2 separate regions of the Homo sapiens genome follow, and region 2 is linked to region 1. A link is a loop called in an ENCODE intact Hi-C map of the cell type or tissue named here. Cell type or tissue: CD14-positive monocyte. All regions are shown on one strand. Links, peaks and the distances in the headings refer to the core of each region. The heading gives the core; the rest is flanking DNA. Region 1 overlaps VCAN (versican). Region 2 overlaps VCAN (versican).

What was found. A loop is a pair of places that touch in the nucleus more often than their neighbours do. Peaks named below come from ENCODE experiments on the same cell type or tissue, not always from the same donor. Only the 100,000 strongest peaks of a DNase experiment are listed, where the experiment ranks them.
Region 2: a loop joins it to region 1, with 3 times the contacts of the local background. A loop is called at or near these places in 6 of 110 quality-filtered maps.

What each region holds. Positions count from the first base shown.
Region 1 is chr5:83,541,376-83,554,334 of GRCh38, forward strand. VCAN (versican) reads left to right here. Exons shown (of 15, transcript NM_004385.5): 8 at 1-893; 9 at 4,162-4,275; 10 at 6,596-6,709; 11 at 11,989-12,147. The region is part of intron 1 of VCAN-AS1 (VCAN antisense RNA 1); the gene reads right to left. Among named protein-coding and RNA genes, the nearest start is that of VCAN-AS1, 14 kb to the right of the region's middle. RefSeq lists an enhancer at 12,772-12,959. In CD14-positive monocyte, for the core only: no CTCF peak of the experiment used is centred there; no DNase peak of the experiment used is centred there; H3K27ac peaks cover 824 bases.
Region 2 is chr5:83,481,993-83,492,974 of GRCh38, forward strand. It overlaps VCAN (versican), which reads left to right. Exons shown (of 15, transcript NM_004385.5): 2 at 1,521-1,596; 3 at 8,106-8,480. The coding sequence starts at 1,527. Among named protein-coding and RNA genes, the nearest start is that of VCAN, 16 kb to the left of the region's middle. In CD14-positive monocyte, for the core only: no CTCF peak of the experiment used is centred there; no DNase peak of the experiment used is centred there; H3K27ac peaks cover 4,470 bases.

The DNA.
Region 1 (12,959 bases), core at 2,039-10,038:
TGTAACAGAGGTGCCTGATGTGATGGAAGGATCCAATCCCCCATATTACACTGATACAACATTAGCAGTTTCAACATTTGCGAAGTTGTCTTCTCAGACACCATCATCTCCCCTCACTATCTACTCAGGCAGTGAAGCCTCTGGACACACAGAGATCCCCCAGCCCAGTGCTCTGCCAGGAATAGACGTCGGCTCATCTGTAATGTCCCCACAGGATTCTTTTAAGGAAATTCATGTAAATATTGAAGCGACTTTCAAACCATCAAGTGAGGAATACCTTCACATAACTGAGCCTCCCTCTTTATCTCCTGACACAAAATTAGAACCTTCAGAAGATGATGGTAAACCTGAGTTATTAGAAGAAATGGAAGCTTCTCCCACAGAACTTATTGCTGTGGAAGGAACTGAGATTCTCCAAGATTTCCAAAACAAAACCGATGGTCAAGTTTCTGGAGAAGCAATCAAGATGTTTCCCACCATTAAAACACCTGAGGCTGGAACTGTTATTACAACTGCCGATGAAATTGAATTAGAAGGTGCTACACAGTGGCCACACTCTACTTCTGCTTCTGCCACCTATGGGGTCGAGGCAGGTGTGGTGCCTTGGCTAAGTCCACAGACTTCTGAGAGGCCCACGCTTTCTTCTTCTCCAGAAATAAACCCTGAAACTCAAGCAGCTTTAATCAGAGGGCAGGATTCCACGATAGCAGCATCAGAACAGCAAGTGGCAGCGAGAATTCTTGATTCCAATGATCAGGCAACAGTAAACCCTGTGGAATTTAATACTGAGGTTGCAACACCACCATTTTCCCTTCTGGAGACTTCTAATGAAACAGATTTCCTGATTGGCATTAATGAAGAGTCAGTGGAAGGCACGGCAATCTATTTACCAGGTAAGATCACAACATTGATAAATCTGTTTCCAAACCTGGAAACAGTCCCTTGGTGCTAACGTTTATATGTATGTAATTTTTATTGTGATGTTAAATCAATGGAGAGTTTCATATTATTCACATAACAGCAGGCCAGGCCACAGTATTGAGTTCATAATGAGATGAAATGACAGTAAGTATAGATTAGTTTTGGACTTTAGAAGTAGACTTTGTATTTTTCTGGGTTTTAGAAATAATATACAATTACAACATGGAAAAGATGAAATTATTAATGTTATAAAAATTCAATTTGTTTTTACTCACAACTAGAGTATTGCTTTGTCATATGTCTCATAGTTATACATGTTAGGTTTAAAAGTAGAAAAAAAGTCCTATTTTTAAAAACCCTCCCATTGATGGATGCTATTGCTGTAGTATCAAAATCTGTCAGGCCTTTAACATTTGGGAGTAGTACGTAGCTCTAATAATTATTTCAGAGTTTGTGCAGTATCAATATCAGCTCATACTTATATGCAATGTCCTTGTTTAAGACAGTCTACATAATGCATCAAACACAGTGCCTACCAGTAGTGAGTAGTCATTTATTATATAAACATACTGCCTGTTGAGAGAAGTTTTCTGTGTATTTACTGAATGTATGGAAAGCATGAATTTGATACTGATTCATATAAGCCATCTCTTCTGATTGCCACGAAAAGGCTATAAAAGCCCTGTGTGAAAGGGTAAGAGGTGAAGGTTCAGAGAGGTTCAGCAACTTGCCCAAGGTGGCACAGCCACATTGTGGTAAAAGTAGGATTTGAACCCAGCTTAGCTCCACTCTAAAGTCCATAGTCTTTTCACTGCTCTTTGCTGGTTTCAGTATAGTATAAAAATAAACAATTGATATTGAATAATATATGAACCAGGAATCTTGGAATATTTACTTTGTAGAATTTATTTTCCTCTTAATCTAGCCTGAGAATGTTAAGAAATCAGCTCTAATGGTGTTTTCCCATAATGTTATTATTTAAATTAACAATGTCAGTGGAATCCACAAATAGACATCACCACCTAGCTGCTACCTGCAAAAAGAGGAAGAAAAATCAGTACTTTAATGTCTGTCTTGGTTGAGAATATATGTTTTATTTTAATATGTTTTATGCCATGACTATCGTTAAAATTATTCTTCTGATCATATCAATATTACCTTTTGTGCCACCAATGCTTTATTTTGATGTGCTTCAGAAAGAGTAAAATAGAAAGTACAATTTTTAATAAATGGCTTGAAATATTTTGAGGAAAATTGATCAAAGGTAGTTGACATTGGGTTTTTTGTTATCACTGTGTGTTAAATCTGTAAATGATAATCTAGTAATTTGGCTAATATTTATTGTTTTTTAATTTAGTTTAATATACTTCAGTTTGTTAAAAATATGATGTAAAAATAACTGGTAATAACTAGGTACATATAGAGTTAAGTTTGATGAATGAGAAATATGTACCAATTTTCCAGTTTACAATATTTACCAAGATTTATAGTTTGCGTCTTCATTGCAAAACAAATGGTCACTTTAGCTTAATTCAGTAAACAGCAGCTCATATGGGATTACCTGGTCTATCTGTTGCAGATTCAACTTTCAGAGGTTAATACGAACTGTTTAGGGGAGAATAACATTCATAAAAACTGAAGTTTCCTGTTAATTGGAACGACTTCCAGTTCACAGGAAGACTCACTCACTCAGTCCTTGTTTCATGGTCTCAGCATGGTGTCTAGTGTCAGTGGTAGGAATAGTAATAGTACTTCTTCACATTTGTGTGGCACATCACAGTCTGATAAAGCACTTTCACCTAGTGTCATTTGGATTCAGCACAGAGGGCAGCATGTGGCTATGGCGTGTGTTAACTGCAGCCTTGTCATCCTGGCAGCGAGCGTACTTGTACTTTAAAATTCAGAAAGCTAAAATTGTTAGGGAGATTTCAAATAGTTTTGGAACTATAGGAAAAAGTGTCTTAGAAAACTCGGGGGAGTTTTTGGAGAAGTTGATGTACTCATCTGAATTAACCTAATTTTAACGTGAATCCCAAACATGGGAATGTGTACCTATCCAGGTTTATAGTCATTCAGAATTTACTTAACACTCAGAAAGTTTGAGTTTGACTTTCTGGTGTGGGGAAGTCTCAGTTATCTTTTATAGCAGTACCTTGTTTATCCTGATATTCTTTAAGCTAATGTTTCATAAGAAGTTAGACATCTTTCTTCTTTCATGTGTAATTATTTCAGGGTTTCAGGACTTAAGATTCTTGAAAGTATGGGTGTATTCCATAGATAATCTATTTTATTTCAATTATTTTGTAAAACTTTCAACTCTCATTTGGATCTTTGAAGATTTAGAAATGTAAGCAAGTCTGAAACAATATACAAAGAATAAGTATAAACTCAATGAAAATACACTTATCCAAGCAATATTGCAATATAAAATATATGCTTCAAGTGGTGTAAAAGTGTTTGCACTTAGAAAATATATTTAAACTGTTTGTCCTCATAAATTTATGTCTTCGGCCTTCATATTTATCTCCCAGGAGTGTCGGTTTTATTTGTATTTTAATAAGAAAATTATAATAAAAACTTGGGGTTTCATTTTAGGTGAGGTTTTTGTATTTGGGTTTGTTTTTCTACAGTAGAGTTTAATCCATGTGTTGCTTTTCTTCAAGTATAGTTTAAAGGAGTACATTTGGAACGTGTTTTTGGAAAAAGCATGTTAATGTAGCAGAAGAGACTTCAGTGCACACTTTCGAAGAAAAACAGTTTCTGAGCATTAAGTGGTAAAAGGCAATAATAATTCAAATGATGATAACAAGCCAACCTGCTAAAAAGAATGCATGTTCTGTGTATCCAGCCATTTCACATGAACTAACCCCATTTAAAAGAATACATTTTCCATTCACTGTGCACATATGTGTAATCATTTTTGACTAAAATCAATTGCCATTATCATGCCAACTAAATCTGCAGTAGAATATATTAGTTGCCAGATACAGTACAAAAAATATCATTTAAGAGTAATCGTGATTGAATCCCAGAAATGAATAGATGCAATTTGTAACAATTAGTTATAATGCCAAGAAACACTCCAGAGAGTAAAGTTAATGTTAATTTTTATATGTAGTAACTCTAAATTGCTATGGTAAAGCCTATAATATGGTAGCAATATGGGGCGTTTTATGCTAAAATACACGCAAACATTAGAGACGAGCCTAACTGCTTTTCTTACTTTCCTGAATATGGTAGGACCTGATCGCTGCAAAATGAACCCGTGCCTTAACGGAGGCACCTGTTATCCTACTGAAACTTCCTACGTATGCACCTGTGTGCCAGGATACAGCGGAGACCAGTGTGAACTTGGTAAGATGGTACTTGGCTGAAAAGGTGCAGTTCTTTCACAGAAGATATATTGGGGGAGAATTTATGTTGTCGAATCAATCAGAGATTTCAAAGAAACCCATATGAAGATTAATTATATGTTAAATGAAGTTAAAATCTGAGGGTAATTAACTAGGGGCTGGAAAATGGGTACAGATATTCAGTGAATTCTGTTAACGTAACCAAGACTCAGTGAGGCCTGCTGAGTCTTCTTGTGTTTTTTACAGGTAGAATTTACAAATGTAAAAATGCATAAATATTAACAAAAATGTACATTTATCCCCCAAATCTGCATATAAATAAAAATCAATTTCAGTATAAAAATCTTTTTAGAAAGCTAGACTTAAAAATTAGGAAAATAATAAAAGTTAGAGAGCTTTGTCCTTAGTTTTGGGATAATTTTTCTTCTCATTTGGAATGGGAAAGACCCTTCCCTGACTCCCAGCAACCAGCCCAACGTGCCTCGGCCTCAGGGAGCTGTGCAATTGCTGTTCCCTGCCTCTCTTTTGGTTCCAAGGAATATAATTGACCCTCACACTCCCATATTCTTATTTAGGCATCCTTCTCTTTAAAGAAAAAAAAAAAGGCACCAGTGTTGATTTGGCTACATATAGACCTCACTTCTGAGAAAAGAATGATGAAATATGTTGTCCAGATGTCCCTTTTAGAGATATCATGAAGGTTTGCTTAATTTGCTTACAATGATTGAGTAAAGAAAGCTCACCAATAGCACTTTAAATTATACATCAATATTGCGATACAATCCCAACATTCATATTAAAAGAGTACTTAAAAAAAGTCAACGAGGCCAGCGCGGTGGTTCAAGCCTATAACCCCAGCACTTTGGGAGGGCGAGGTGGGCGAATCGCTTGATCCCAGAAGTTCGAGACCAGCCTGGGCAACATGGCAGAACCTCACCTCTGCAAAAAAAAAAAAAAATTAACCGTGCCTGTAGTCCCAGCTACTTGGGAGGCTGAGGTGGAAAGATTGCTTAAGCCCAGAAGGTCGAGGCTGCAGTGAGCTGTGTTCACGCTACTGCACTCCAGGCTGGGTGACAAAGTGTCTGGCACTCAGCAAGCACCATAAACATGTTTGGTATTATTACTATATAATATCATGTTTACTAAGACCATTTCTTTAGGTAAGAATACATTATATGACTAAGAAATTTAACTTGCTTTGTATATTCATTTAAAAATATTCTTAAACATTAAATTTTTAGTGTAATTGCAAAATGCTATGGAAATAAAGTCACTAATTTCATCAGGGGAGATCATATGTAGAAAGATTAGAATCTGTGTAGAAAGATTTTATTTGACATAGATTTTAAAGTTGGGAAGATTTGACAGGTGGTGGAGGGAGATATGGACACAACAAACAAAAGCACAGAGGCCAAAAACTACAGAAGGCATTTGAATGACAGCCTCGATCCAGGTATGCCTACTTAGGGGTTTGGGAGAGGGAGACGTATTGGGAGACAGTACCAGAAGGCAGGTTGGGTCTAGAAAGCCCTGACAGTCTAAGAAGGTCCTGAGTTCAGGATACTGAATAGTGTTACTTCACACTCTAGTCAAGTGATTCTGAGACCTTAGCATGCATCAGAGGGCTGGTAAAACAGATTGTTGTCTCCACCTCAAAGTATGTGATTCAGTAGATTTGGGGTGGAATTGGAATTGTGGATTTTTAACATTCTTAGGTGATGCTGATGTTGTTTGTGGTCCAGGGAGCTCACGTTGAAGACTGCTGCCCTGGGCAATTGGGATCCATGGAATGTTTGGAAGTAAAAGAATAAAATTATCATGACTGTGTCTAAAAAAGATGACATTTAGCAGAGTGATGGATATATTGGAGAGGAAAGGGCCTAGGGATGGTGAGGCCAGTTAGATACTTTGAGTAGTCCATGTGTGAGGTAATCAGAGAATGAGCCATGATTGGAGGTGGGAAGGCTGGGGCTGTTGATTCTTCATTCGTTTTAGGGCTTATCTGATTCATTTATCAGCAATGGAGACAATGGCCCTACTCTGAATACCTTTGACATTTTCTTAGGGTTGCCAAATTTAGGAAATAACAATTCAGGATGGCCACTTATATTTGAGTTTCAAGTAAAAACGAAATAACTTTGTAGTATAGGTTTGCCCTAAATATGGCACGGACATACTTATGCTAACAAATTATACTTTTTTTAAAATCTGAAATTCAAATTTAACTGGCTGTCTTGTATGTTATCTTGCAACCTCACACTAAATGGAATTCTTTGATACTTTTTGAAAGTATTTTGTGAGCTTTTACTATTTTGTTTCAGATTTTGATGAATGTCACTCTAATCCCTGTCGTAATGGAGCCACTTGTGTTGATGGTTTTAACACATTCAGGTGCCTCTGCCTTCCAAGTTATGTTGGTGCACTTTGTGAGCAAGGTAAGAGCTATTGCAACATTTGTATGATGAACATTATTGATTTTTTTTTAGCAATTTTGGCCTCAATGCATAATCTTTCCTGCAGTGGAAATTCACATTTCCTTAGGTTTCCTTATTCAGGGATAGCTCAAAACATCTGAATCATAGTGTTGACTTGATTATGGTTGTTTAGCTGATAGATTGGAATTGCAGGCAGGCAAACTGAGCTGAATTTAAAGACATCCAGCCAATAAAAGGAATATTATCGTATGTATTTTTCTTGGGGACAAACTAAGCACTGACCTTACTGTGGCTCATGTACGAAGGAGTACTGAATTCAATATTAGCTGTTTTTATTTTCTCCTCCTAAGCACTTGAGACTCAATGGACTTATTTTTCATAGTCAATCATATCTGGAGAATGAGTTGATATAGTTGTTAGAATACATTTGCTTTGGCACATGCTAAGTAGAAGATATTGTGAATCTGCTCACCAGGAAATTTTCCTACTAAAGAAGGATTGACTTTTTCTGAATGAAAGAAAGCCCTATGTTCATGATGGCTTGAATCTCATGATCCCTGTAATTTGCATTTTACGGCCAACCTGAGGGTGTATTTTAGGTGGTTAATGGGAGCATTTCTTGGTCCATCAATAAGAAACAGATTGCATGCTAAGCACACTCAGCTTTGGAATGTCGATTTCCTCTACTTAAACTCGTACAGTGGTTTGGCTTTGATAAAAGTGTTCAGTGCCAAACTTCCATTCCACCAGACAAACTGAAAATGCATTAGACACTCAGGCACATTGGTCTGGTCCCACATTCTGCTTCATGGTGTTAATCTGGATGTCACTGCGATGAATGCAAATCCAAAAGGAGCATGTATTGAATTGCTGTTCCAAGTGGATGGATGATGGCTACATTTTTAGGTGTTGGTTTTTTTCTTTTTTTATTGCATAGGGTAAATCTGTTTGTTTTAGATTTTGAATATAAAGATAGACCAAGCAAGATCCTCTTCTTAAAGTAAAAACATTAGAAAGATGGCATTTGTTGAAGAAAACAAAAGCCTGAGACAGTTGAGACATTCCAATATGTTAAACATGATTCTGGCTTCTGTTAGTTCCAAGTACAAGAAGCAATTCAAAAAATCGTTTTTTCAATGTGCATTTACTGTCTTCCAGGCACTGTTCTGGGCATTGGAGATAGAAATATGAACAAAACAAAGTCTCTGATCCTGGTGACTTAGCATAACTCTTGGCAGAGAATAAAATTTAGTTCTTTACAGACTATCAAATGCATCCTGGCACATTGTTTCATTTGGTTGGCATAGCATTTCTATGCATTCAGTGGGCTAGAAATTAAGGCTCAGAGAAAAAAAGTGATGTGTTTAATGTCACACAGCTAGTAAATCGTACAATGGGAAAAGTGAACCTAAATGGCTTAACTCTACAGCCCAAGTTTCTCTGAATATCTTCACACTTCTAAAGTAACTCTCAAAGATAAACACTTTATTTATATGTTTATCTGATGCATTGAGTGGCAACAGATTTTTGGAAGGGACTTTGGTGCCATTGACCTTTTCTCTTTCTTTTCAAAAGAATATTGAAAGTAAAAAGTGTTAATTAATTTTATTTCTGGTGCCACCTGACTTTCAGGTACTTTTTATTGTATTTTCAAGCAAGTTTGATTTTCATGCACATTTTTTTGCTGAGAAACATCGATCTCAGTCTGTTTACGCAGTGCAGCTGTGCTCCTGTGATTTATTGCCAGGATACTGAAAGATTTTTTTCCTCTTTTCAGGTTGCCTAAGAACAAATGTTTTCTTCATTAACAGCAGCTTTGTTGTCTAAACAATTTTCTATCCAAAGTTTGGTGATGACCGTGTCAGTGTTCCTTCAGCTGACGTTTTCTGTTCTCTGACTAGTAACTTCCCAAGTCACAGTTACTCCGAAATAGGGGACACATTTTGGTGCAATAATTACAGATACAAAATCTAGAAAGGGCTATTGGAACAGTAGAGAGGCAGTTCTGGCTGCACAAACTGCCCTTGCCAAAGTCAGTGATACAGCTTGCCTAGTGAGAAGTGTGGAGGATGGGCACTTTCTTAGGACTTGACAGCTATATGTCAGAGAGGTTGAAAACATTACCTGTACAGCATCAAAAGAATAAATTTTTGGTGAATTTGTTTGTGATAGTTTCACCTTCTATGTTCATGAACAGGAGCTGTGCACACTACAAATCTGGGTTTGTATTGTAACCCATTGAAACAACCTATTTTTTTGTAACCTCTTTAAAACCTATAGGAGTTTTAAAGCATAAGATGTCTTTCCATGCATTGAATGATTTTTAAGAAAATGTCATCCACAAAGGTTGCCTTTTAATAAATAAAAAGAGTTTCACATAATTTTTAGGTAAGGTTGAAAAAACAAATAGACTATTTCTATGAATAGTATCTCCTATCAGAATAGCATCCTGGGAGATGCAGCTTGACAAATGATCCTTCATTACATATTTGTTGAATTCATGAATAATAAAATTTAAGTGGCCAGGCATGGTGGCTTACGCCTGTAATCCCAGCACTTTGGGAGGTCAAGGCGGGCGGATCACCTGAGGTCAGAAGTTCGAGACCAGCCTGGCCAACATGGCGAAACCCCATCTCTACTAAAAGTACAAAAATTAGCCGGGTGTGGTGGCGGGTGCCTGTAATCTCAGCTAATCAGGAGGCAGAGGCAGGAGAATAGCTTGAACCTGGGAGGCAGAGGTTGCAGTGAGCAGAGATCATGCCACCGCACTCCAGCCTGGGTGACAAGAGTGAGACTCCATCTCAAAAAAAAAAAAAAAAAAAAAGTGAATCAATGTGGATAGTTGGCTTTGTTTTTTTTTTTTTTACACAAAAACCACTCTAAGTGGTTTTTGCAGATATATTTATAGTCATTGGGAAGCTATGATTTAGATAGTACAAATAAATGCATTTTCCCAGTTTGGTTTTAACAGAAACCCCGCCTCTATTTTTTGGACCTGTGTTCTGATTGGAATGTATGCATCTGCTAACTGAGACAGGCACTGTTAGTAGTGAAGTGGTCACATATCTAAATTTTGTGATCATCTGGGTTTTCTTGTTTAGGAGGAAAAATACTTAATGATAAACTATTTAGAAGACAAAAAGGGGCTGGGTGCGATAGCTCACGCCTATAATCCCAGCACTCTGGGAGGCCAAGGCAGGTGGATCACCTGAGGTCAGGTGTTCAAGACCAGCCTGGGCAACATGGTGAAAGCCTGTCTCCACCAAAAAATACAAAAATTAGCCAGGCATGGTGGTGCACGCCTGTAGTCCCAGCTACTAGGGAGGCTGAGGCAGGAGACTCACTTGAACCCGAGAAGCAGAGGTTGCAGTGAGCCAAGATCATGCCACTGCACTCCAGCCTGGGTGACAAAGCGAGACTCCACCACAAAAAAAATAAAAAATAAAAAAGACAAAAAAGGGGAAACCAAACTAAAACCAATTGGGTTAATAGCAGATAAAAAAGGGTATGTAGAAAAGTTTTTTCTGATGTATTATTCAAGGGGTTAAGATCCTCCATAATTTTACATCATGTATCTTAAATTAATGTCCATGGTTAAGGAAAGTTATGCCATTATAAATCACATTATTTACTTTGGCAGTAAGAATGTTCTAAAAGTTTTTTTGATTCTCCTCCTCTGTAAACTAACCCCCTCATATAGGAAGAGCTGTGTTCTTCCTAGCCCTCTCACCTTACCTCTAAATTCTTACAAATGAACTTCCCCAAAGCAGAAATACTACATCCAAGTAGCCAAAATTTGCTTCATTTTGAGGCACTGAGTGCTACTTTTATACCAAACCATCTAGCTGTGTCTTGAGTCCTTTCCTATGAGACTTGGTGATCTCCAAACAACACTTTAATAAACGCAAAGCTTCCAGTGCACATTACTCAAAAGAATTAGTCAGCTGGCTGCAACTAAACAACAGGCCTGATAGACTAAACTGAAATAAATACTGCTCTCAGATAAGCTGCATCTGTTGTGTGAGTATGGTTTTAATCACTGAAGCCAGGAAAGAAATGAAATCTTTCAGAATTCATACTTTCCCACAGTTATAGAAAGAGGAGTAACAGGAATAAGAGTCAAGAGACAATCTGAGTTTCAATTTGGCCACCAAAACTAACGTATAAAGCAAACATTTATTTAATTTAGTAGGGTTGTGTTTTCTTCTATTAATCAGCAAATTTGGGTGGGGGGAGATACTTACTAGGTCATCTGGAAGGTTTTGTTGGTGCCTGAAATTCTATAAACTGCAGTTTTGTTAGTTTTTACATGTAACTACTTCAATATAATTGTGGGGTGTATTTTGTGAAAGTCAACCCCACCTGTGGATGAGCAATTCTGTGGGAAGATTGCCAATGAAGAATACAGTGCTATGAACAATGCCACTTTCTTGTGGAATTATGTAAAAATTGGCAACCTAGAAAGTGTAGCTGATACTGCCAGTGTAAAATTTAGATATATTTGAAAAATATTATTGTCCCACTGGAATATCAGTTATAGTGTGCTTATTGTGAAACACACACACAGACACACACACACACATATGTATATGACCTGGTGGAATGGGGGGGTGAGTTAAATAATTTAATTTATTTCATTTTTAATAAACTTAAAATCTTGATGCATTTTCATTGGGCATTACCTATCTTACCCTTCTTTTTAGGAAGAAGGCATACAGTTCTAGCTGTATCCCAAAACGTACCTATTCATAAAGGATTTTTTTCTCTTTGTCAGTTTTACATGACAAGAGCCTGTGACTTCTCAGATATCTCTTTGGGAAATGGGAGAGGACTACTTCCAGAACCTTTGAAGTTGTTATGCAAATAGGGCATTCATAATTCTATTAGCCGGAACTCTTATCTATCACTTGAATGAGTCTCTTAGAAAAGTTGTGTTGGTAAGGAATTAGCCCCAGTTGCTTCACAAGTAAGTCAGCCAGTGCTATAGCAGCCCAAGAGATTTTGGCTGGCCCCTCTTCCAGTTTTCTCTGGCTTTAATCAAGGAAGTTGCTGTTAGATGCTGCCTTTGCAATCCAAAGATATATAGCCATCCACTTGGCACGAATCAGTTGGGCTCACTTCATAATAATTTCTTTGTCATCGTGACCAAATTTTATGAATCAGTTACTTCAGGGACATTGCACAGATACTGGCTTGGGTATCCTACTAACACTTGGTTGGGGGTGCCAAGTTTGAATGACGTATGTGCGTTTAATAAGCTCCTGCCTGTTTCTTCTCAGATACCGAGACATGTGACTATGGCTGGCACAAATTCCAAGGGCAGTGCTACAAATACTTTGCCCATCGACGCACATGGGATGCAGCTGAACGGGAATGCCGTCTGCAGGGTGCCCATCTCACAAGCATCCTGTCTCACGAAGAACAAATGTTTGTTAATCGTATGTACCAAATAGATACGAGTTTCCAGGAACTTCACTTCTCATCACTCTCTTAGTTTTGTCTGTGTGCAAGTGAAAAGAAGTAGCTTTTTCAATCATAATACAACTTATCAAATCCCTCATCTGTGAATTACTTAAAATCATCTCACCTATGTTAAGTCCCCCATTTGGGGAAACATTCAACTATAATATAGGTAGGCATTGGTTTGTCTGCCAGCAGTAATAGTTGAAACACTTGCTGTAGGTTGAATCATAAGCAGTTGCTATTTGATCATTTTTAAATATACAAAAACAGCTATTTCTTATGGCTCAATAGAATTCTTACTATGGTTATACTTTCATAGTCTCTATTTTGAATATTTATATGCCTGTCTAAAATTACAGTTGTTTTCAGTTATTTTTGTCCTGCTAATTAAAATTGAATTGTTAATAATAGCACCCTAATCTTACCTTTTGGGCATATTGATTCTCATTCAAGTTTCTAAATATTTTAAATTGTGGAAAGTGAGCTACATCCTAAGAACTTGAATAGGTGGAGATTGAAAGCTAATGAAACTTAATATCAGAGCTGTTTAATAACTCCTTCAACTGCAGCAAAAAGGAGGGCAACTAGTTTTCATGTAGCAATATGTAGAAATTTGTTGCTCATAAAGCATTTTCTTAAGAGGTAGTGTCTTGCCATGCTGTCCAGGCTTGACTTGAACTACTGGCCTCAAGTAATCCTCCCACCTCTGCTTCCCAAAGTGCTGGGATCATAGGCGTGAGCCACCATTCCCAGCCTCATGAAGCGTTGTTTGATGTTCTATTAAATA
Region 2 (10,982 bases), core at 2,104-10,103, 59 kb before region 1:
GAAAAATATATACCAGTTAGGATGCTTTCAACTGTAAGGAACAAAAAGTCACGATTTTATTGGGTTTAAACAATAATGACATTTATAATCTCATATAAAATGAAGTTCAAAGGCATGGTCCACTCTAGGTCTAATCCTTAAGGACTTACGCCTTGCCTTTGCTGATTCTTTCTCAGCTTCATTTCCAGAGGTATCTCACTTACTCATGGATGCAAAATCCCTACAACAGTTCCAGCAGAAAGATTCCAGCATGATAATGTCCAGGGAAGAAAACTGACCACCTCTTCCTTTGTTCTCTTCTCAGGATGAATCTATCTTTCCCAGGGACCCTTCACTGGAGGAAGAGATCCCCTCACATCTCACTGGCCAAAACTATATTATATACTGTTCCAAATCCAATCATTGGAAAAGGGAATGGTACCTCTATAATTGACTTAGGATATCAAGATCATCCCTTGGGCTGGGGTTTGACCCAGGATTCTCCAAAGTATGTGACTGAGGGTAGGCACTAGAATGGAACCAGAGTTGTGTTAGAAAGGAGAAACGCATGGCTATTATAGAATAGTTCTAAATGCTACCGAGGAGGGCACAACTGTAAAAACCAAATAATCTTTTGCCATTCTTTTGAAGTTGGCACTTTGATTTCTAGATGGTTCCCCAACACAGGTTCTTCTCCTCCTCATCATTATAGCTGCCTTGAAATTTGAGCTGGAAGGGAACATTCTGAGACCCAGATTGTTAAATGTCTTTTCCAAAGTCATGCAATAAATTAAATGGCAAAGCCAGGGCAGTTTCTTGACTCAGTACAGGGTATTTTCTTTCATTCTTTACTCTTGAGACGTTAGAACTGTTGGTACTGCTTTAAAATTCATGGCAAGAACTGGTCACTTTTGTAATTAACACCTCCTTATAATACATTTGTTTTGTTTGCTTAGCCAGCTAGAAACTACATGGAGTCTGTGCTTTAAAAAGCCTGCCGAAGTCCTTATTCTCTGTTTTGGTATTATGTGCATGAACCACCAATTGGTTCCTTCTCACCTTACACTTGATGAAGATGTCTTTCTTTCAACATCTTTCTCTATTGCTCCCCATCTTCTCTTGCTCTATTTATGATCAGCTGTCTGTTTCTAAATAGACTTTGTGGTCACCCATTTCTTTTTGTGCCAGCTCCTATCCACTAGTTACTTGAACTGTGGTCTCTGTTGTTCTTCATACAGCCTACTCACTTGTGGTTGTCACACACATCCACATTGTTATATGTTCCCAAACTGTATTCTGGAATGATTTTGGTAATGGCTGCATTGGATGAGATTCAAACTAATAATTAAAGCATTGAGATAGCTTCTGCTATTACAAGTTTACTCCTGTTTTTATAGTCCAAGAGGAGCTACTTCTTCTACTCTTATTACTTAATGCTTAATACTACCCTTATTACATACAATGCACAAAAAGCATGTGATTTATGACCCACTTTAAACCTGAATGCTTGTGATTTACTTTGTGTTTTTCTTCATTTCTAGGCCAAGATGTTCATAAATATAAAGAGCATCTTATGGATGTGTTCAACCTTAATAGTAACCCATGCGCTACATAAAGGTGAGTGTGCTAACAATTTCTTTGGTGTTAATTGAAATAAAAATGTAAGTGCTGGAGGATGAAATGGCAATGTGGAATCACTGGAATAAAAGATTGATTTTTAAAATCTATTAAGTGCTGAAAACTATCAGTTAAAATATTATTGGACCAAAAACATTAGTTTTAAATAAATAAGTCAAAACAAAATAATAAGTAGGATGCTAAAGATGCAAGTGAGCTTTTAGTAACTTCCCTGATTACTTTCAGGCTTTGCAAAAAAGCTCATATATGGTATTGGGCATATTTTAAAATTCTAACACTATTTCTCAAAAACTTTCCTATGCAAAAAAAGAAACACTATTAAACACCCAGTGGGCTAGAATTTGAAAAGAATTGAGAAGATAAAGAGAAAGCTGACAGCCATGTTTTTGCCCTTAGTTCCTTTTCTTTTCTTTTTTAAAAAAGCAGTTGGATATGCATATGCCCTAGTTTTTTAATTTGAAATTTTATATTCTTCCAATGAGGGCTCTATAATTCCAAATTTATTATTTAATATATTCAAGGAATTTGAAGAAAGATGCTATCCAAGAGTTTCACTCATCTGCTTCTGTCTGTCTAGTGTACCTCTCCAGACTCAGATTCCATTTCTTCCTCACACTTATATTATGCATCAGACTCACCTTTTATGATTTTCCAGATGAATTCCTTTTGCTAAAGTTTAAGTCATCCATCTATTCATTACCCCTCCATCCATCCATCATCTATCTATTCATCCATCCATACCTCCAGCCATCCATTCATCTGTCCAAAATCTTTCCATCTGTTTGCTTATCAACATCTATCCGTGTATTCATCCATCCATCCATCCTTCCATCTGTCCAAAATCTTTCCATCTGTTTGCTTATCAACATCTATCCATGTATTCATCCATCCATCCATCCTTCCATCCATCCATCCATCCATCCATCCATCCATCCATCCATCCATTCATCCATCCATTTTTCCCACTCACCCATTCATCTGTTCACCCATTGATGATATTTTTTGAATACCTTCTTTGTGCCAGATATTATTCTGGGTGTCTGGGAATATACCCATGGATGACTCATAACTGGCCTATCGTTCTTTAAACTTACTTCTCTAGTTATGGGAGACCAGCAATAAACAAGTAAACAAACAATCCAGGTACTTTCAAATTGATGAACATAAAACAGAGTGACATCATAGAGAGTGGCTTGAGTTGGGGGAAGTTGATAAGACCTCCTTGAGAAAGTGAAATTTAAAGTGAGATGAGAATGATAATGAGGAACCAGCCAGCCAAGACCTGTCTGTAAGTTAGGAAGAAACATCGTGTGTTTGAATAGCAGAAAGGTCACTATAGTTGGAGAGCAGTGATCAAGGGGAAAGTAGGAGACATGAACAGAGAGATTAGCAGAAACCAGCTCATCTAAATAATAATAACACCCAAAACTTGAATAGAACTCCCTATGATCCAGGAACTGTTTTAAGTGCTTAACACTAACTCACTGAAACATCCATTACCCCTGTATTCTATTGAGGAAACTGTGGTACCAAGAGAGGCTAAGCAGCTTGCTCGAACGCCCATACCCAGTAAGAAGCAAAGCTTGGAGATGAACCAATTCATAGGAGTGTGTGCTCTTTACCACCATGTTATACTTCTTATCTACATGGAACACTGTAGGCTTTAAAAAGTCTAGAATTTTTACTCAGGAGGCTGAGACAGGAGAATTGTTTGAACCCGGGAGGTGGAGGTTGTGGTGAGCCGGGATTGCATCATTGCACTCTAGCCTGGGCAACAAGAGCTAAACTCCATGTCAAAAAAAAAAAAAAAAAGTCTAGATTTTATTCCAAGTGCAGTAGGAAGTATTGAAGGGTTTCAGCAAAGAAAGATATGAGTTGATGAATGTTTTGAAAATTCAGTTTTTGATAATCTATGCAGATTTGATTGTAGGAAAGCAAGGGTAGCAGCAGAGATATCATTTAGGAGGTTATTGTAGTAGCCTGTGCATGAAATGGGGTGGGGAGTAGTTTAGATCAGGTAGCAGTGGAGATGAAGAGAAGTGAATTGGATATGTGGAGATGGAGGAGTCAGTCCATCCACTGATGGATTGGATGGGGTGTGTAGTGAGGACATGAGAGGAGTCAAGAATAAATTGACTCCTGGGATGGCTCTCTTTCCCCTTTTCACCTCCAGATTCCCCTTTCTAACCAATTTAAAAGCTCCTCCTTGGGTGGGTGCAGTGGATCATGCCTGTAATCCCAGGACTTTGGGAGGCCAAGGTCGGAGGAGTGATTGAGCCCAGTAGTTCAAGACCAGTCTGGGCAACACAGTGAGACCCTATCTCTACAAACATTTTAAAAAATTAGCCGGGGGTGGTGGCTTGGGCCTGTAGTAGCTTGGGCCTGTAGTAGCCCAGTAGCTGGAACTCCACCTACTGGGAGGGCTGAGGCAGGAGAATTGTTGATCACAGGGGGTCGAGGCTGCAGTGAGTCATGATCGCACCACTGCACTCCAGCCTGGATGTCAAAGTGAGATCCTATCTCAATAACTGGTAAATAAATAAATAAATAAATTCCTCCTCCATGTTCCCCTTGTCCCCTGTGCTGTTGCAGATATAATAACATCTTCCATGCTCTTGGGATAAGTTATTGTTTTTCTTCCCAAGTAGGCTACTATAAGCTGCAAAAAGGCCTTTCATCTTCTAGCAAAGTGCCTGACACACTGACAGCACTTAGTCATTTTGTGTGTTGACTAAATGAGTGAATAAATAAATAAATGCCACAGTGGACCACCTGGATAGTTTTTAGAGTCTAGGTTCCACCAATTGGATCATGAAGACATGCTAATCAGATGGTGAAGCCTAGGAGCTGTCTTCCTCAAAGTTTTTGGGAGGTGAAGGTGAAGGTCACAGAGAGGAAAGGACAACAGCAACCAGTGAAGATGGAGAAAGGGATATGAAAAGGGGAGTGGTATTTGGATGGGCTGTATTGGAAGGGAATTTACAGGGAAAGTAGTAGGCGACCATCCTTCAGCTGAAATTTAGACTTTCCACTTAAAGAAAGAACTCATGCAATGAAAAACAACTTGTGTTGTACCTCCTTTACAGTATTTACAACAATAATTTTGATAGCCAACAACATTGAGTAATTTCTGCATGTCTTTACCTATTCTTTGTAAATCCATGATCACTATTATTAGATGTAATTAGTTTGGGGCTAATTTCAGGAGAATTTTTTTATATCAGAGGTGAAAGTTACAAATATACGATCCACATAAAACAGATTTTCTGGATTTATAGTGGAAAACACAGTAGTAACTTGTTGAGTCAAGACAAGTACTTTCATCTTAAGGTTTTTTTCTGTTTATTCCCAGTCACTGATGAGGTCAACGACTAACATAAATGAACACCTTGTCTATTGTTATGGGCTTTATTTTAACCCAAGAAGAACTATTTCCTTTAACAATACACATTATATTATCTTACAAACTGTCCTAATCGTTGATTATCTACCATTGGCCTAGTTATTTTGATGTTCCCCTTATAGTAGGAAAAGGAGTCATGCACAGTCGTGAATAAGTGAATGAACTAGATAGTGATATTTGTCACTTGAAAGAGTGATAAATTCCCATATTCTCAATTTGACATTTATTTGGCCAAGGTCTGTGTGTGTGTGTTTGCTCAAATTGTGCAGATGGAATTTACATCATCTTTACTCTAAGGAATCTGCTGACAGAGAATGAGGGGTAATTGGTTATTCATTATTTAGTGATTTCTCCCTCACTGTACTCATTTGGACCACAAACCATCTGGTAACAGCCAATGTTTTGTTAGGATTCATTTTTATTACTTGAATTGTCAGCATTTCAGACAAATTCCTGTAGGTAGCAGATTTCTTTTAAACATGCATACTCTGTAAACATTATACTCTGAACTACTGAATTTCTTTCTTAAAATATTTAGATTTAGTGAATTTCGTTTTTGTGACCCAGTGCATTAAGACCGAAGATTTAATACACAAAAGATTTGACCACACAGCTTTTTGTTAATCTTGTTAAGTTTGTATTCACATCAATATATTATTTATATCCAACCAAAGCTTTTAATTTTCTTATATATATAAACATCTAGAACAGTAAACAACCCTTGGGAAATTGCTTTTTAAAGTTATTTTTTTCCAACATACCTTTTCTTTACAGCACAGCTGTTTAGCAATGCTCTATGTTTCAGAAACCTCCCTATTGGATAGATTGGGTTGAATCTCATGTCTGTCCCTATATACTTCAAATTGTGAAGAGAAATATAATTTGTAAGAAATATTGAAGAATTGGAAGACATATATTTTAAACTAATTTTAAAAGACATGATAAAGAGTTTCAAAATTCATACCAGAATTAAAGTTGATGATAAAGCTGTTTATTTTTGCATTTGAAAATAGTACTTTATTTGTGGCAAAGTTAGTCATCTAAATAATTCTTCAGGAAGGAAGATGAGATTTTCTGGAACATATGATGAATATAAATTTGGAGATTTTTAGAGCACAAAATTCTCACCCTTTCTCTTCTCAGAACAATATCTTTGTGTTATCATCATCTCCCTAATTAGGTCCAAATTAAAGGAATGTGAAATAGGTAGAAGGTACTTTCAGAGAGTCCTCTGTGAACCTTACGGATTTATTAAAAAGATCATGAAATTACTAAAATATTTCAGTTCAGATAGTAATTAAATACTTATAGAAATAGGATGCATCTAGACTTTGAAAAGGAACTGAAAAGAACACTTCTTTTACTTCATTTAGGGGCAGAGGAAGCACACCAGAGCTAAAAGATTCCTTGATTAGGTGTCAGGAGACATGTGTTCTGACTCAGGTCTCTCACCAGCCATCTGGGAGCTTATCCTTCCTCTCAGTGGAGGATCCTTTGTAAGGAATTCGACCAGTTTTACTTTAAGGTTGAGCTAAGTTAGAGAATTTACTTTGTAAGCCAAGGAGGCCATTAAAAGTGGAATTATTCCCTTGCAATTTTATTCCAAAATGATAATAGTCTTAGCAATATTTCAAAGGATAATTTAGTATAGCTAATAGCACACTTCACTTTGTTTTTATTTAATTTCATTAAGTGCCTTAAGTCTGCTTTGGATAAGCTACATGTAGATTAATAAAATAATAAACAAATGCATAACAGCAATGGTTATTATACATTTGAAATAAATTAGTGATTTATATTGTAAGTACATTAAATATGATACTATATTAATTATTTTGGATTTATTTGCATCACATGAAATGTTTTATAGGCCAATCTCTTTTTAGGTTAAAATTTTAATCTTTAGCAAGACAGTATTTTTTTCTTAAAGGATATATCTCCATAGTATCTTCTTGCAATTTTCAAAATGCTTTTCTCCAACTGTGTTTACATTGAGAATCCACAGTGTTTACATTGAGAGTGATATCATTTCCAATGCATGCCCATGTTGAGATGTGTGTTTCCAATATGTTTGACCACTAGCAGAGTGTTAGATATACATCATTTTGTTGGTTAAAAAATCATTATTTCATTTCACCTAGAGGCTACTATTAACTTGTTGACCATATTTTCATGAAGTAAGCATTGTTTGTGCATTATCAACAACTTCCATTATTACTAACATATTGTCTAGCCTAATTAATAGAGGCTGGAAGATAGAGAGGAGAGTGGGAGAGAAAGGGATGGATTCCTCTAAGAGTGAAAAAACATTTATTTTGCAGGTAATGGTGTTAAACTGTAGTCAATATATTCTTTATCATTAAAAGTTTAAAAGTTTAAACAGAAGGACATTCTGCAGATAAATATTTTAGGACGGTTAGGTGAACAGAAACCAACCTTTCCCCATTATATAATTGAAGGTAATGTCTCACTGCAAAGTGATGGTAGCTGGATTTGTTATAATTATGAAAGCCTTTGGTTCCAACACAGGACCAAAGTGCATCCTTCAAATGTTAGGCTTTCCCTGGTTCCAGTCCTATGAAGCACTTTTTTATTTTCACTTCATCTTTGAATTTTGTTTTCATTTCCTCTAAGGTAATGTGGCAGTTATTGTAACAAACATTTTTTGTCTTTCGACCTGTAGACATAATTTTCATCTTTCAGCTGCTCTTCCTAATGTTGGTCCAGTCCTTTAAACCTGCCCTACGGATTCTAGTCTGCCCTTCTTTGCCCTTAATTGCTTGACCTCTTATGCTTGCCTTTTTTTTTTTTATCACTTATTTTGTTCATGTTAAACACTAAGTTAAAAAATTTTAAAATGAATGATGCCACATTTCTATATAAAGAAATGAGCATTATTAATCCCTGTTGTTGTAAAACATCATTGAAATTGTATGCTATTCTCTTTATATAAAGTCATTCTAATTATGTCACATGTTGAAGATGTAACCAAACTATTATAAAGGCTGCTTATCCATTCACATATTGAATAGATTAAGTTTGGGTTTTTTAAGATTGTTAATTTGTTATTTTCTCTTTCCTCTAGTCAAAGTGGGAAAAAGCCCACCGGTGAGGGGCTCCCTCTCTGGAAAAGTCAGCCTACCTTGTCATTTTTCAACGATGCCTACTTTGCCACCCAGTTACAACACCAGTGAATTTCTCCGCATCAAATGGTCTAAGATTGAAGTGGACAAAAATGGAAAAGATTTGAAAGAGACTACTGTCCTTGTGGCCCAAAATGGAAATATCAAGATTGGTCAGGACTACAAAGGGAGAGTGTCTGTGCCCACACATCCCGAGGCTGTGGGCGATGCCTCCCTCACTGTGGTCAAGCTGCTGGCAAGTGATGCGGGTCTTTACCGCTGTGACGTCATGTACGGGATTGAAGACACACAAGACACGGTGTCACTGACTGTGGATGGTAAGGCTTTTATTATCTGCAAGAAGGTAGTATAACATGACACCTGGTTCAGAAGCATTGAGAAATAGCACTCAGAAGTAACTGTTGTTTGGGGTTTGGATGAGCGGAAAAACACCTGTCAATCCAGTAGTCCACGTCTTTCACCAAAAATGAACTGGTACTCATTCAAAAGTCAAGGCAGGTGCATTTTTGGCAGCCACTTCATTGATTCCATGAAGGAAAGTATTGTATACTGAAAATAACGAATACCTCAAGGCATGACACATAATTTAATAATCATTACTTCAGTGTTGAGTCTTATCAGTGATTCTTTTTCAAGACTCTGAAGGCGAATCTACATTTTAAAAATTATTACATATGTGTGTATGCACATGTACATACATATACACACATATATACACATATACACATGAAAAACCTTTCCCCCTTTTTTCTCTCTTAATATGATTATTAAAATATTTGAGTTTGCTTTTAGGAAATTCTATCTTAACTTATACCGAAGAAATAAGGTATTTAATAAAAACCATGGTACATATCAGAGTCTTAAAAAGGCCAAGACTTAATAAATATTTGAATTCGATCAAACAGAAATTTAGTATATTTTTTAAGATTAATATCCTAGTTGTTATCCGTTAAGTATTGCAGTGAGACATTTTAGTTTCACCCTCTTTTCAGGGGTGGTTTATATGTCATTTGAATTTAAGTTAGGAGACAAAGCAAAGAAAAATTGCTTTAATTGGGTACACACATAATGCCATAGCCCTTGGAAGCGTAATATTTTGGCAAGTTATTAAGCAAAATTCTAATACCCAGACATGATGGAACAGATTTTCTTCCAATCCTCCATTTCCCTATAAAATATTTACCTTTCAGAAATATATACAAAGGGTTTTATTAAAAGTCTTTCTTGTGTAGCCAAAAGGAAATACTTTGAATTTCAGATGCAACACATTAACTTTCTGATACCCTTTTATATTCAAATTCCATTGCTTCCTTCTATAAATCTATTTTTATGTTGTCTAGGCATCCACTAAGTATCCTGGGTTCTTCTAACCTTTTTATCATTATTTTTGTTAGCCTCACTACTGTGATTTCTCTCTCTCTCTCTCTCTTCTGTTTACGTATCACTTTTTAAAATCCCCAAAGGAGTTTAACAACTTCTTACCATTTTTCATCATTAAAGAATTAGCAATGGATTTGCCCCTTGCCCCTCTGAAACAATGAAAATCCTCCACTTAATCTCCTTAGCTCCATGGGGTCTTCAAATTATTCCAGCAACTGCAGATACTTATACAGATTGAAGTTCCCTGCCTTGGTCGAGGAGGCCTCTTTGTGCCCCTTTACTGCCAATCTTCAGTGCACATGGAAGATTTTTAATTACCAAGAAGACTATTTGAAGCTTTGATCAACATTAAACTAATCTAAATCTATTCAAATTCTTGCTTAAGCCTTAGAGATCATTTTAAGCTATCTCTTATATTCACCAGATAGCACCATATATATTTTCTGGCAATTTTAGAGAGGTTCTATAAAGGTACAAATTGGCGTTTGATTTTTTTTTTTGGCAAAATCTCCTATTTGAGTCATAAAATATCAGAAATGAGAAAATGAATGCCAGTTGTCATTGCATCTACTTAGTGCCCGTGCAGGTCTTTTTGCGTTGGCACTGATCTGAGGCACTTATCTATGAGATGGGTAGTCTTTTCCCCTGTAGTCATATTACTACAGTAATATAACTCTGGAAGACAGAGATGATCTAAGGATGAACACATGGGAGACAGTCTTATAACTAGAAGTCAGGCTGCAGAAGATAAACTGTTGTCCATCCCAGGAAATTACTAGGGATAAGAAGAGTGGCACGTATCTTGGAAACCACAGTTTATCCCAAATAACAACAACAACAAAGTGTTCTTAAATGGGATGACTCTTAATAAAATCTCATTCATAAGACCCAGTTGCCTCAATTTCTATTTTTCAGTGACTTCTCTGGCATATTAGTTCAATCCACTTTGATGTCTTGCAGAAATGAGTCATCATATTTACCCCAGCTAAAAATGGAGAGACTCTTGTTGACATGGCAAGAGAGGATCCAGAGCTCCACCCCCTTGCTTGCTCTATCCTTATCCCTTTGAAAATTTCTTGAGCCCTGGAGCACAGTTCAAAACCACTAGTTTATACCACCCCTAAAATACAACAAAGTGGAATTTGAGGCAAGTATCAGGAGCTTCTACTAGGAAGAATTTGAGAATTTATTTCAGGCTTTCTTTGGATAAAAATTATACATGTTATCTGTCATAGCAGAGACCCTACGTTATGCTGGTCAGGTAAAGAATATGATAAACATTTGAATGGTACATGGTGGTCTACTCAACATTTTAAAATCCTTTACCTAATTTGACCTTCACACCAATCAAGTAACATACATATTTTTAGTTCCACCTTATGGGACAGGAAATTAAAGCTCAGAGAAACTGACTTGTATAAAAGTAAGGAGTAAATTAG